Linked DNA regions of Homo sapiens: region 2 is linked to region 1. A link is an interaction called in ENCODE POLR2A ChIA-PET data of the cell type or tissue named here. Cell type or tissue: K562. All regions are shown on one strand. Each heading gives the region's core, and the rest is flanking DNA. Links, peaks and the distances in the headings are about the cores only.

The links. Peaks named below come from ENCODE experiments on the same cell type or tissue, not always from the same donor. Only the 100,000 strongest peaks of a DNase experiment are listed, where the experiment ranks them.
Region 2: POLR2A ChIA-PET joins it to region 1 with 5 read pairs; 1 of 35 experiments calls an interaction of 5 or more read pairs at or near these places.

Annotation. Positions count from the first base shown.
Region 1 is chr1:151,850,631-151,855,996 of GRCh38, forward strand. It overlaps THEM5 (thioesterase superfamily member 5), which reads right to left and starts at 3,082. Exons shown (of 6, transcript NM_182578.4): 1 at 2,813-3,082; 2 at 1,628-1,829; 3 at 423-561. The coding sequence starts at 2,935. It overlaps C2CD4D-AS1 (C2CD4D and THEM5 antisense RNA 1), which reads left to right. Exons shown (of 4, transcript NR_152846.1): 4 at 1-905. In K562, for the core only: a CTCF peak has its summit at 3,118; a DNase peak (open chromatin) is centred at 3,111; H3K27me3 peaks cover 3,091 bases.
Region 2 is chr1:151,290,719-151,296,065 of GRCh38, forward strand. It overlaps ZNF687 (zinc finger protein 687), which reads left to right. Exons shown (of 9, transcript NM_020832.3): 9 at 1-1,458. The coding sequence ends at 491. PI4KB (phosphatidylinositol 4-kinase beta) reads right to left here. Exons shown (of 12, transcript NM_001369623.2): 10 at 3,691-3,823; 11 at 3,300-3,420; 12 at 1,086-2,315. The coding sequence ends at 2,134. Among named protein-coding and RNA genes, the nearest start is that of ZNF687, 11 kb to the left of the region's middle. RefSeq lists enhancers at 1-239, 2,836-3,819, 3,820-4,804, 4,805-5,347 and a silencer at 4,335-4,629. In K562, for the core only: no CTCF peak of the experiment used is centred there; a DNase peak (open chromatin) is centred at 1,923.

The DNA of each region.
Region 1 (5,366 bases), core at 265-5,264:
ACCCTGGCAGGTAGATATTATTGCCCCAGGTTTCAGGTAAGAAGACTAAAGACCAGGGGTCAATTGCTTGCTCAGAGTCCCACAGCCAGCAGCAGCCAGGCAGGACACCAAGTCAGAGTCTAGATTCCGGATCTTGCCCTCTTCCAAGTGTACCACATTCTTCTCAAAGTGGCCTCTCAGGTCTTTTGTCCAGAAAATTTTGAGACTTTGATGAGAAGCCCATATCTGCACACTGGGGATTAGGCCAGATAACCCTGTGTGTCCTTCCAGGCCTGGTATTGTGAGGCTGAAGCCTAGTGCCCCACACTCCCTTCCTCACCCCTTAGAGAAAGATAGAGACTCCAGGGCCAGCCTGGTGGGTGCTGAACCTGCCCTGCTGAGCCAAGCCCAGGAGGCAGCCAAGGTCCTACCAGTGACCTTACCCTGGGGGCCCCTCCAGGTAGGAGCCTGGTTGGAAAAGACAGACCGACTTCTTCTGGGTTGGCTGGAAAAAGATGACATACTCAAAGCCTTGTCCTTCCACTTGGATGCACCTGGTGAAGATGCGACAGTCACCTTTGTCTGGGGAGAGATAGGCAGTGTTGCAGCCGGAGAAGGGAGGGTATGGTCAGGATGCAGCACCATTTGGTTGAGTCTTGCCTCTGGTACAAGATTAAGGAGAGAAAACCAGAGGACACCAGGTCCACCCCCAGGGAGCCTTCCCTCTGGGAGCAGAGGCACAGTTGCTGTCCTCACAGAGCCTTTCTGTCTAGGGCAGAAACATGCAGGAAGTGCCCTGGCTGAGAATGGAGATAGGATCAGGGCCAGGGCAAGACTTTAAGAGACCATAAGCATTGAAAATTGAAAATGTAATTACTCATGTAACTCACATATAATTCAAAAGAATAATAGTAAACAGTAAAATAAGAGCAGAAAAGTCCATCAAAGTTCTGATTTTTTTTTTCCAAGACAGCTACCACTACTACATCCTTTTTTGGAAGTATCAAATTCTTTGAAAAAAAATTATGTTGGTATTCCTGCTTTGTTTGTGCCATAAACCCAAGGGTAGTCTGTCCCCTGTACCACTCCTTCATCACTAGGCAGGAAGACAACATATATGAGTGAGAGAGACAGGGAGATACACATGCGTGCACACACGAGTGCACACACACACACAAGAAGGTGGAAGCTCTATCATTAGGATCCATTAGGATCATTAGGTGTTTCAGGAGTGCTGCTCCAGACCCCGCACAGCAGGGATGATGTGCAGGGCCTCAGTGGAAGGGGTGTGGGGTCCAAGGGCTTTCATGGGGTTGGGGCGGAAGGCTTGGGATGAGGCTTGATAGTTAGGGAGGGGCAGTCAGTGAGAAGTCGGGGCAGGAGCTGGGCTGGCTGTCCTCCAGTGGGGACATGCTTGGCTGGGAGCGAAGGTGGGCCCACCAGGGTGTGCTGCTTCAGATGGGAGGAGGGGAGCTGGAGACCTGAGAGGACACCCGCCGCCTGTTGCCTGGGGCTGCAGCATCAGGGGTGGAGTTGGACAGCAGGAAGAACTCGCTGAGAACTGGAAGGCGGTCTGTGAAGTTGCTTCTCAGTCTTAGAACACAGGGAAGGGCGGCTGGGGTGTGTGTACTCATGGTCCTGTCCTTACCTGAGGAAACTGCCAGTCCAGATGGGAGCTTGAGTCCCCGGATGTGGTCTCTGTTGGACTTGAAGGAGGGCAGCTTGATCCAGCCGCTAGACTTAGTCTTCTCCAGAAATTCTTGGTACAGGCTCAGCATGTCCGAACACCAGCTGGCATTGGGAAGAGCATAATCCTTCAAGTCTGTCTTCTCTGGCAAGAATCTTGAGAACTGGGCAGGAAAAATCAGAATGACTAGACAGCATCCTGGAGGGGGGCTGCTGCCTGGGCTCGGGACCTCTAAACAGCTGTTCCTGGGTGCTGGGGCTTCTCAATCCCTTCTGCCAGAGTATCGATCCAAGGGAAAGGGCCCATATTCCTTGCAGGGGGGCTGCGGACCCCTATGGGTGACGGGGCATAAGGATGCTAAAGAGCAAGGGAAGGGCGGGCAGGGAGTGGGGCCAGAGATGATGGGCATGCTGCTCGATGTGGTGCCTTACCCTTGTTCTGCTTAAAACATGTGAGCAGTTCTTTAAAGTTGACAACTGCTCATATTAGCCTCACTGTACAGATGGGGAAACTGAGGGAATACGGCCAAGGTTGCCAAGCATGTGACTGTGAGAGCTGGTGGTCGCACTAGATGCTGTCTCCTCTGCAGGGCAGGGTCACAGTTGTTGAGGACCATTCTAGCAACCCCCACCTCAGGGGCTACTCCAGCTCTGCCCACTGCTGTGGGCCTGCCTGGGCAGGGTGGCTCCTTTGAAACACATTTGGGCCCCCACAGAGGTGTGGTGCCATGGCTGGGGCACAGACTATGTGCCCATCTGTGTGACGTAAGGAAGTCCTCTGTAGCGTCACCTGCTCATACACCAGTCACAACTGTAGACAGCATGTGAGCTGCTTGCCAATGCCACAGATGGGGTCCTCTGTCTGGGGATACCCCAGCTTTGCTGCAGTAGTCTGAGTCCCACAGGAGGAAAGTCATTTGTTGGTGGCCACACAAGACACAGAGCCAGATGCAGGTCTCCTGGTAGTTTTAGTTTTGAATGGGGGCAACTTGGTATCCCAGAGCACTTTCTCTTTGCCAAATCAAATAGCTCCTCCGAACACTGCCCACCTGCCCTGGCCATGGGCTGGGAAGAGGAGATTTGGGGTGCTCCTTAAGCCCTAGGCTCCTGGGAAAACACTGCCCATCTGGCTGAGCTGGGAACTCACCATGGAGTCTGTGGAGGATCCAAATGCTGAGGCAGGGTTGAGTCTGGGCAGGATACGGGGGGCCTCAAGAAGGCCTCTGTGGTGGCCAAGTCTTGCTGCCACCTGGAAGCATCTCCTTATCATGGCCAAGTGCAAGGATCCAGCCCTGCTTGGATGGAGGGTCTTGGCTGACTCCCAAGGAGTGCTTTCAGCTGCACTTGGGGCCGCTTCTCTCCCTTCTGTTGCAGGCTTTCTTTCAGAGAGCTAGGCGAGGCTGGGCTGGTGTGCTGCAACACCCACAGATGCTCGGCGCCTTTAGCTGGTCTAGGAGCCCCACCCAGTGCTTGGGGAGGGACAGATGCTGCTTGGGCATGAAAAGGCAGCAGGACTGGCTTGAGTTGCAAAAGGAGTAAACAAGTACATAAACAAATAGTATGGGGTATATAGAGCCTTGGAGAGCTGCCTGGGGGTTCTGAGGGAGAATCCAAGAATATTTCCAGAAGGATAAGGGAAGCCTGTCCCTTGATTGGAGGGTGCTGGTGGAGTGTTCTTGGTATGTGCTCTGCAGTGTATACCGGACTCTGAAAACTCTGGTATGATTTTGTGACTCAGAAAACCAACTCACAGGCCGGGTGCGGTGGCTCACGCCTGTAATCCCAGCACTTTGGGAGGCCGAGGCGGCGGATTACGAGGTTAGGAGATCGAGACCATCCTGGCTAACACGGTGAAACCCCGTCTCTACTAAAAAAAATACAAAAAATTAGCCGGGCGTGGTGGCGGGTGCCGGTAGTCCCAGCTACGCAGGGGGCTGAGGCAGGAGAATGGCGTGAACCTGGGAGGTGGAGCTTGCAGTGAGCTGAGATCTAGCCACCGCACTCCAGCCTGGGCGACTGAGCGAGACTCCGTCTCAAAAAAATAAAAATAAAAAAATAAAAAAAAAGAAAACCAACTCACAGCCTTAGACACCTCTTTTTTTTTTTTTTTTTTTTTTTTGGTGAGACGGAGTTTCAATCTTGTCGCCCAGGCTGGTGTGCAATGGCGTGATCTCGGCTCACTGCAACCTCCGCCTCCTGGGTTCAAGTGATTCTCCTGCCTCAGCCTCCTGAGTAGCTGGGATTACAGACACACACCACCACACCCAGCTAAATTTTGTATATTTTTTTTAGTAGAGATGGGGTTTTGCCATGTTAGCCAGGCTGGTCTTGAACTCCTGACCTCAGGTGACCTCCCAAAGTGCTGGGATTACAGGCGTGAGCCACCGCACCCGGCCAACACCTCTTCTTATATCCCGGACAAGGGTTAGCACAGGAGAGTTTCACCTGCTGGTCTCTGGCTGGGGATAGGAGTTGGAGGTGGGGGAGGGCTTGACAGGGAGGGCAGAAAATAATTTGGGAGGAAACAGCTTGGCAGGGATACTCTCATGTTTTGGGAACCCCGTGCCCAGGGAGTGGCTCATGTCAGCAGGCAGTGCTGGGAGTGAGGTGGGCGCGGCAGTGAGGCTTTGTTGAGTGGGAAGGGACACTCAGCCAACATCTGCAAGGCAGTGGGATTTGGTGGTGGTGTGTCTTCTATTGAATTTAAACTGCCAATTTTCAATTAAAAGTCTCAGTTTTAAATTGACTAAAATAAAAGCATGTTCTAAAGATCAGTCCTCGCGCAGTGGCTCAAGGCTGTAATCTCAGCATTTTGGGAGGCCGAGTGAGACCTTGTCTTAAAAAAAAAAAAATCAGAACTGTGCAAAGGTGGAATCATAACAGTGATGATGACGATAATAATAGTTGTGATGATTATGACATTTTGGCAGGTTCCAAAAGATGAAACTGATTTAATGCGGAAATTTAAAAGATTTGGTTCACCCTCTGTATTTGGTTGCCCTAGAAGAAGACTAGAATATAAATATTTCCCCTCACCTCCTGCAAAGGTTTGAATTAAACTTCCTCAAGGACTGGGGGAACCATTTTTTTTTGTTGTTGTTATTTTGTCAGAGTCTCACTCTTATTGCCCAGGAGTGCAGTGGCACCATCTCGGCTCACTGCAACCTCTGCCTCCCAGGCTCAAGCAATTCTCCTGCCTCAGCCTCCCAAGTAGCTGGGATTACAGGCGCTTGCTACTACGCCCGGCTAGTTTTTATATTTTTAGTAGAGACGGGGTTTCATCATGTTGGCCAGGCTGGTCTCAAACTCCTGGCCTTGGCTGATCTGCCTGCCTCAGCGTCCCAAAGTGCTGGGATTACAGGCATGAGGCACCACGCCCAGCTGGAAGTTTTTTTGGTTGATTCAGCCTCTGGGTCTAAGCAAAGATATTTGAGTTGGTTGCCATCCCCAGATAAGTGAGAATATCTGGCAGCACTCATTTTCAGCCCTGGGCCGCAGCCGTTGCTGTGAGGCAGAAATTAAAAAAAGATAGTAAGTACTACATTCATTCACTCCAAGAAAAGTAACAGACAAGGCTATAAGAAGGTCATAGTGACCTAGTCTGAGAAGTAAAAGCCAAGGCCCAGAATGTGGCAAGGCAAAGGTTAAAAAGAAAGGAAGAGCAAGTTTTTCTCTGCCTAGCAAGCTCACTTCAAAGACAA
Region 2 (5,347 bases), core at 1-5,000, 560 kb before region 1:
CAGGTCGGAAACGCCGCCAGTCTTCTGACTCTTGCAGTGAGGAGCCTGACAGCACGACACCGCCAGCCAAGTCCCCCAGGGGCGGACCTGGATCTGGAGGCCATGGCCCTCTGCGCTACCGGAGCAGCAGCTCCACAGAACAGAGCCTCATGATGGGGTTGAGGGTGGAGGATGGTGCCCAGCAGTGCCTCGACTGTGGCTTGTGCTTTGCCTCCCCTGGCTCCCTGAGCCGACACCGTTTCATCAGCCACAAGAAGAGACGGGGTGTGGGTAAAGCCAGTGCCCTGGGGCTGGGGGATGGGGAGGAAGAGGCCCCTCCATCAAGGTCTGACCCCGATGGTGGAGACTCACCCCTGCCTGCTTCTGGAGGCCCACTGACCTGTAAGGTCTGTGGCAAGAGCTGCGACAGCCCTCTAAACCTCAAGACCCACTTCCGCACGCATGGCATGGCGTTCATCAGGGCTCGGCAGGGGGCTGTTGGGGACAACTAGTCTCCAAGGCCTGGGACTGACCAGCCCCTTCCTCTTGGAGCCTGGTTTTCCCTACTGCTGCCTGATCCCTCGGCTGGGGAGTTTTCATTAACATTAATATTTTGTTAATTCCTGTCTCTCCAACCTGAAGAAGAAGAGCATTTGAGGATTATTCTAGTTATTTGCAACCTCCCTTTGGGTTTGGCCCTGGAGTCCTAGTAGAGTGGACCCTCCATTCCTCCTTTCTGAGCCCAACACTAATTAATTTTATGCTCCTGCTGCAGAACCCCCAGTGTGGGCCTGGGGGTGGGAGGATGGGACTTAGGTATGCCTGCTAGACAGGTTCAGGGAAGGACTGATGGGGGTGTCATGGATGGACACACCTCTCCACAATTCCTTCAGGCATGGACTGGAACTTTCCTCCTCTAGGCCGGGCCCTGCCCTAGTGCCCACCCCCGCCCCCGCCCCCGCCCAACCCCAACTCACTGGCACTCAAGCCCCCTACCCCTGCAGTGCCTTTCACTTCTTTTTTTCCCCAGAAATCCGGGGCGGGGGGGTGGGGGGTTGGTAGGGATGAGTCCTGTCAAGGGGGCCACAGGAGAGGAGGGGACAGGCTCTCAGGAATCCTTTATTCTTGTAGTAATAATAATACTAACAAACAGTTGGGGAACTAGGGAGAAAACCAGACCATTAAAACTGTTTGTGGTCGAATCTCCATTCAGGCCTCTCTTTTTCTGTGACTTGGACAATGTGGAGTTGAAGCGGGTGAGAGAACATGGAAGGCCCGCCCTTCTCAGGGAAGAGGTGGTAGTGACCAAGACAGGCAGGGAAAAAGCAAACTTCTATGTAGTGCCTTTTGTATCTTGGACACTGAGGCATCCGTTCATACCTCATCACCCATCTCCCCCTGCACTCCCCCAGAAAACCTGGAAATGACACAAGTGGCTAACTAAGGACTTTATTTCAAACAAAAATTAAAAATAAAAAATTGAGAGCTCTTTTCCCTGGGTTTGGGGAAGGAGTCAGGGTAGGGAATTCCACATGGCTAGGCCAGTACCCTCAGTACACTGGAGGGCTGTGGGAATTCCCTTCCTTGCCCATGATGGGGAACCTCAGCAAGTGCAGGGCCCACGCAGCGCCCGCCAGCAAGGGGAGCTTGGGCCAGGGGTCGGTCCCTGGGAGGGGTAGGTCCCTGGGAGGGGTAGAGCTGGGCAGCAGCATGGCCAGTGGCCAACCACAGGATCAAGTCCTAAGTACCGAGAACCTACTCTTCCCCACTTCCTGGGCCCCAGAACGGAATAAGAGGATGGCCTGTGGAAAGAACCTCTGAGAGACCCCTACAAGGAGAAGAAAGGCCCCAGTGTCCCTCACATTTGTCACCTCTGTTTTCTGGAGGGCAGTGAGTCCTGGAGTCAGTCTGGTGGTAATACTGACACAGACCAGGAGGGGCAGGGAAGCCCCAACAAGTCTGGACCCCACAGCTGGCTCTCCCACCCCTCAGCAAGCTCTCGCAGTTACCACATGATCCTTCGTGTTTCTTGCCTTCCATTTCCCTTGGGTGGATGGTTGGGTAGGTGGGGTTTCCTGGTTTGGGGTTTCTCAGACAAGGGCCCTCTAGGGAGGGTGCCCTGGACCCCCCACCACTCCTGGGCTGAGGAGCGTGTCACATGATGCCGTTGGTGAGGTACTGGAAGCCGTCATAGAGTTTGGTGGTGATAGACCGCATACTGCCATCCACCATCTGCTCCACCAGCAGCTGCAGCTGCTCCTCAGTCATGCTCATGTGGAACCTCTCTTTGAGGTTTCGAATGGTGCTGGAGCCATGGAAGCAAGGAAGCTGAGAACCTGGGGGAAGCAGTCGGAGTTCAGGGTCATGGATGGACGGGAGGGGCAGTGGTGTCAGCCATAGCAAATACAGAGCTGGGGCATCTGAAGTGCCCTTTTCCTCCCACCTCAGGTCCTTGATGATGTGGGTGCAGTTCTGCTTGGGCAGAGAGAAGGAACCGGCAGGAACCCCTCATCACCCCACGCCTAAGCCCTTCTGTAGGTGAGGGCATGTGGGCAGAGGAAGGAAGGGGACCAACACCACATCTCCCTCAGTAAGGGTGGAGGGGCCCAGAGGGCAGGCTGGGAGGAGGCTGGAGGGAGTGGGCCCTGAGCTGGGCACTTATCTGGTTGCAGACCTCTGCCTATGCTACGTCTGACACTCACAGATGACCTGGGCCACCGTCATCATGGGGCCAGATGGGGATGATCCTGAGCAACGGCGACAACCTGTGGGGTAGGGGCAGGAATGGGGAGGAGGGGGAGACTGGCAGTTCAGACCTGGTATACACCTGGAGCCTTGAGGAGGGGGATGAGGACAGAAGGGGGTCCTGGGCAAAAGACTGTAGATGGCAAGACTGTAGTGGAAGGAGATAATGATGAGAGGGGAAATACTTCTCAGAGCTGAAGGGTGGCAGAGGACAGGGCAATCAGAGGTCATAGTGGAATGGAGAAGACAGATGGAAGGAGACTGAGAAACTCAGAGCTGGACAGGGGTGGGGAGGTGAGAAGGGACCAGGAGGCTGTAAATGGGCCTGTTTTCTCCCTAAAGATGCCAAGGAGGCAGGTGCTGCTATCCCCTTCCCCAGCCTTCTGGACTTAGCCTTACCAGGGTCAGGAGGAATGTCCTAAAGGAGAAACAAGGCACTGGACCAGAGCTAGAAACTCTCTGGGAACCCCCCTCCCTCAACCGAGTCTCGTGGGATCAGCTTTCTTATGCTCCAGGGCTCCGACTTAAAGGGGAAGCCTGAGGCACTATAGCACCTGACCTCACCCCAGCCCCACCTTGCTGCATGATCTCCACGATCTGCACCACCTTGTCCATGTGTTTCCGAGCGGCAATCAGCCCTTGCAGCATCAGCATCTTATAGTAGTTGAACATGTCGCCATCCAGGCCGCCCATCACCTGGAAAGGGAAGAGAGCGTTGTGTGCACAAGGGGTCTTACACCGGGGATGGTCCCTGTCCTGACTGGCCTACCAGAACTCCTCCTCCTCTTGGGGCCCTGTTATTTCCCCCTTCCTTATTGGGCAGGAAGCTCCCAGGAACTCCTGCCTCACCCCTAATTACTGCCTGTTCTGTTCATCCCTAATTTGCAGGGAGCCCATCAGCTCCCTCTCCCATGACAGAGAAAGAATACAATGACCCCCGAGAGGCACCTCTCCTTCTTGACTCACATCCACAAACTCTGTGGTCAGCTTAAAGGCTGACGTCTCAAAGCCCAGATTTCGGGGTGAGCTGGAGAGGATGAAGCCAAAGTCGATGTGGATGATGTGGCCTTCTGCGTCCAAAAGGATATTCCCATTGTGTCTGAGGAGGGGGAATAGAGGAGAGGAAGAGGCAGTAGTCAGTCTGACTGAGGCTGGAACCTTAAGCAGCAATACACTGGCCACATGACACCAGGGAGGGGGGTCCCCTGCCATGTTTCCTGCTGCCCGTAACTCCAATCTCCTGTCCAGTTTCCTAGGACCTAAAGCTATCAGTGGAAAGAAAGGAAATCAGAAAACTGCTAACAAAGGCTATGGGGTCTGAAATTGCTATTAATAATTTAATAAAAATAGTTTAAGATTCTCCCAATTTCCCAGAAATTGCACTTCTGGCACCCAAACTATCCCAATCTAGTAGAGAATCCAGAAGCAAGGAAAGAGGGCCTCTGAGGCTCCAGCCAGCTGTCACAGAGGCCAAGCGCTCTACTCAGGGGAGGCTCTATTCTGAGCCTGTTTACCTGTGGGTTATTTGTAACTCCTGTCAGCCCACTGCAGATCAGAGGCCTCACTGGAAGGGAACAACAACAGAAGCAAGCAGGCTGAGTGGAGCTGAAATGTAAAATAGCGTGGGGGCTTCAAGGGGTAAGTTTTAAATCACTTACTTAAAAAGTCTCAGGATGAGGCAGTACTACAGGGCAGCTGTAGAAGAGTTAAAGGGAGATAAATCCCAGGTCTTTGTGATTCCCACATGAATGGCCAGTAGCAGAAGGAACAATTAACATGCTAAGCATGTGAGGCCTGGCCTATTCAGCATAACTGGCCTACTCAGTGTCAATAGAGGCTTTGTTAGGCTAAGAGCTGATGGTCTGAGGGCCACCTTCTCTGGGGTTGGTTTGGCCAAAAGAGGAGGGACAAAAGGAGAACCTAGTCCAACCTGAGTTCTTCCCCACTCAGGGAAAACACTAAAGATTTAGCAATCCAGGCACAATCTTGTGAGCCAGAATGGTTCTAGGAGTTGTCATGGTTCAACCTCACATTTTACAGGTGAAGAAAACAGAGGCCCTGAGAGAGGAAGTGATTTACTTGCCCAAGGTGCCATAGCCTCTCTTTTCACTACCAGAGTTAGCTCCAGCTGGAAAGCTGCTTAGGACTACTTTTGAAGCAGTTAAAGAGATCCTAAAACCTGACTCCAGTATGGGGCCTCATTCATTGTTGCCACTTCTTTCCATTGGTTGATTCCATTCATGGCTCGACTATATCTATTCTTTTTTGAGGTACTATGAACGGCTTATCAGCTACCTGCCCTCCTCTATCCCTTCTTTTTTAGAGGATGGACTCTCATCTTCCAAACATACTAATTCCCTAAAGGAAAGCCCTGGGGCCTGACTAGTGCCAGCTTCCCTGCCACCCATTTACTCAATCCCAGGACTGAGCTCTAGGCTCCCTGGGCCCTGAGTTCAAAATCCTGACACTTTGAGATAGTCTGAAGCTTGCAATCAAATTCCTTATAAATAATTGCATTCTCGGCCGGATGCAGTGGCTCACGCCTGTAATCCCAGCACTTTGGGAGGCTGAGGCAGGAGGATCACCTGAGGTCAGGAGTTTGAGACCAGCCTGGCCAAGATGG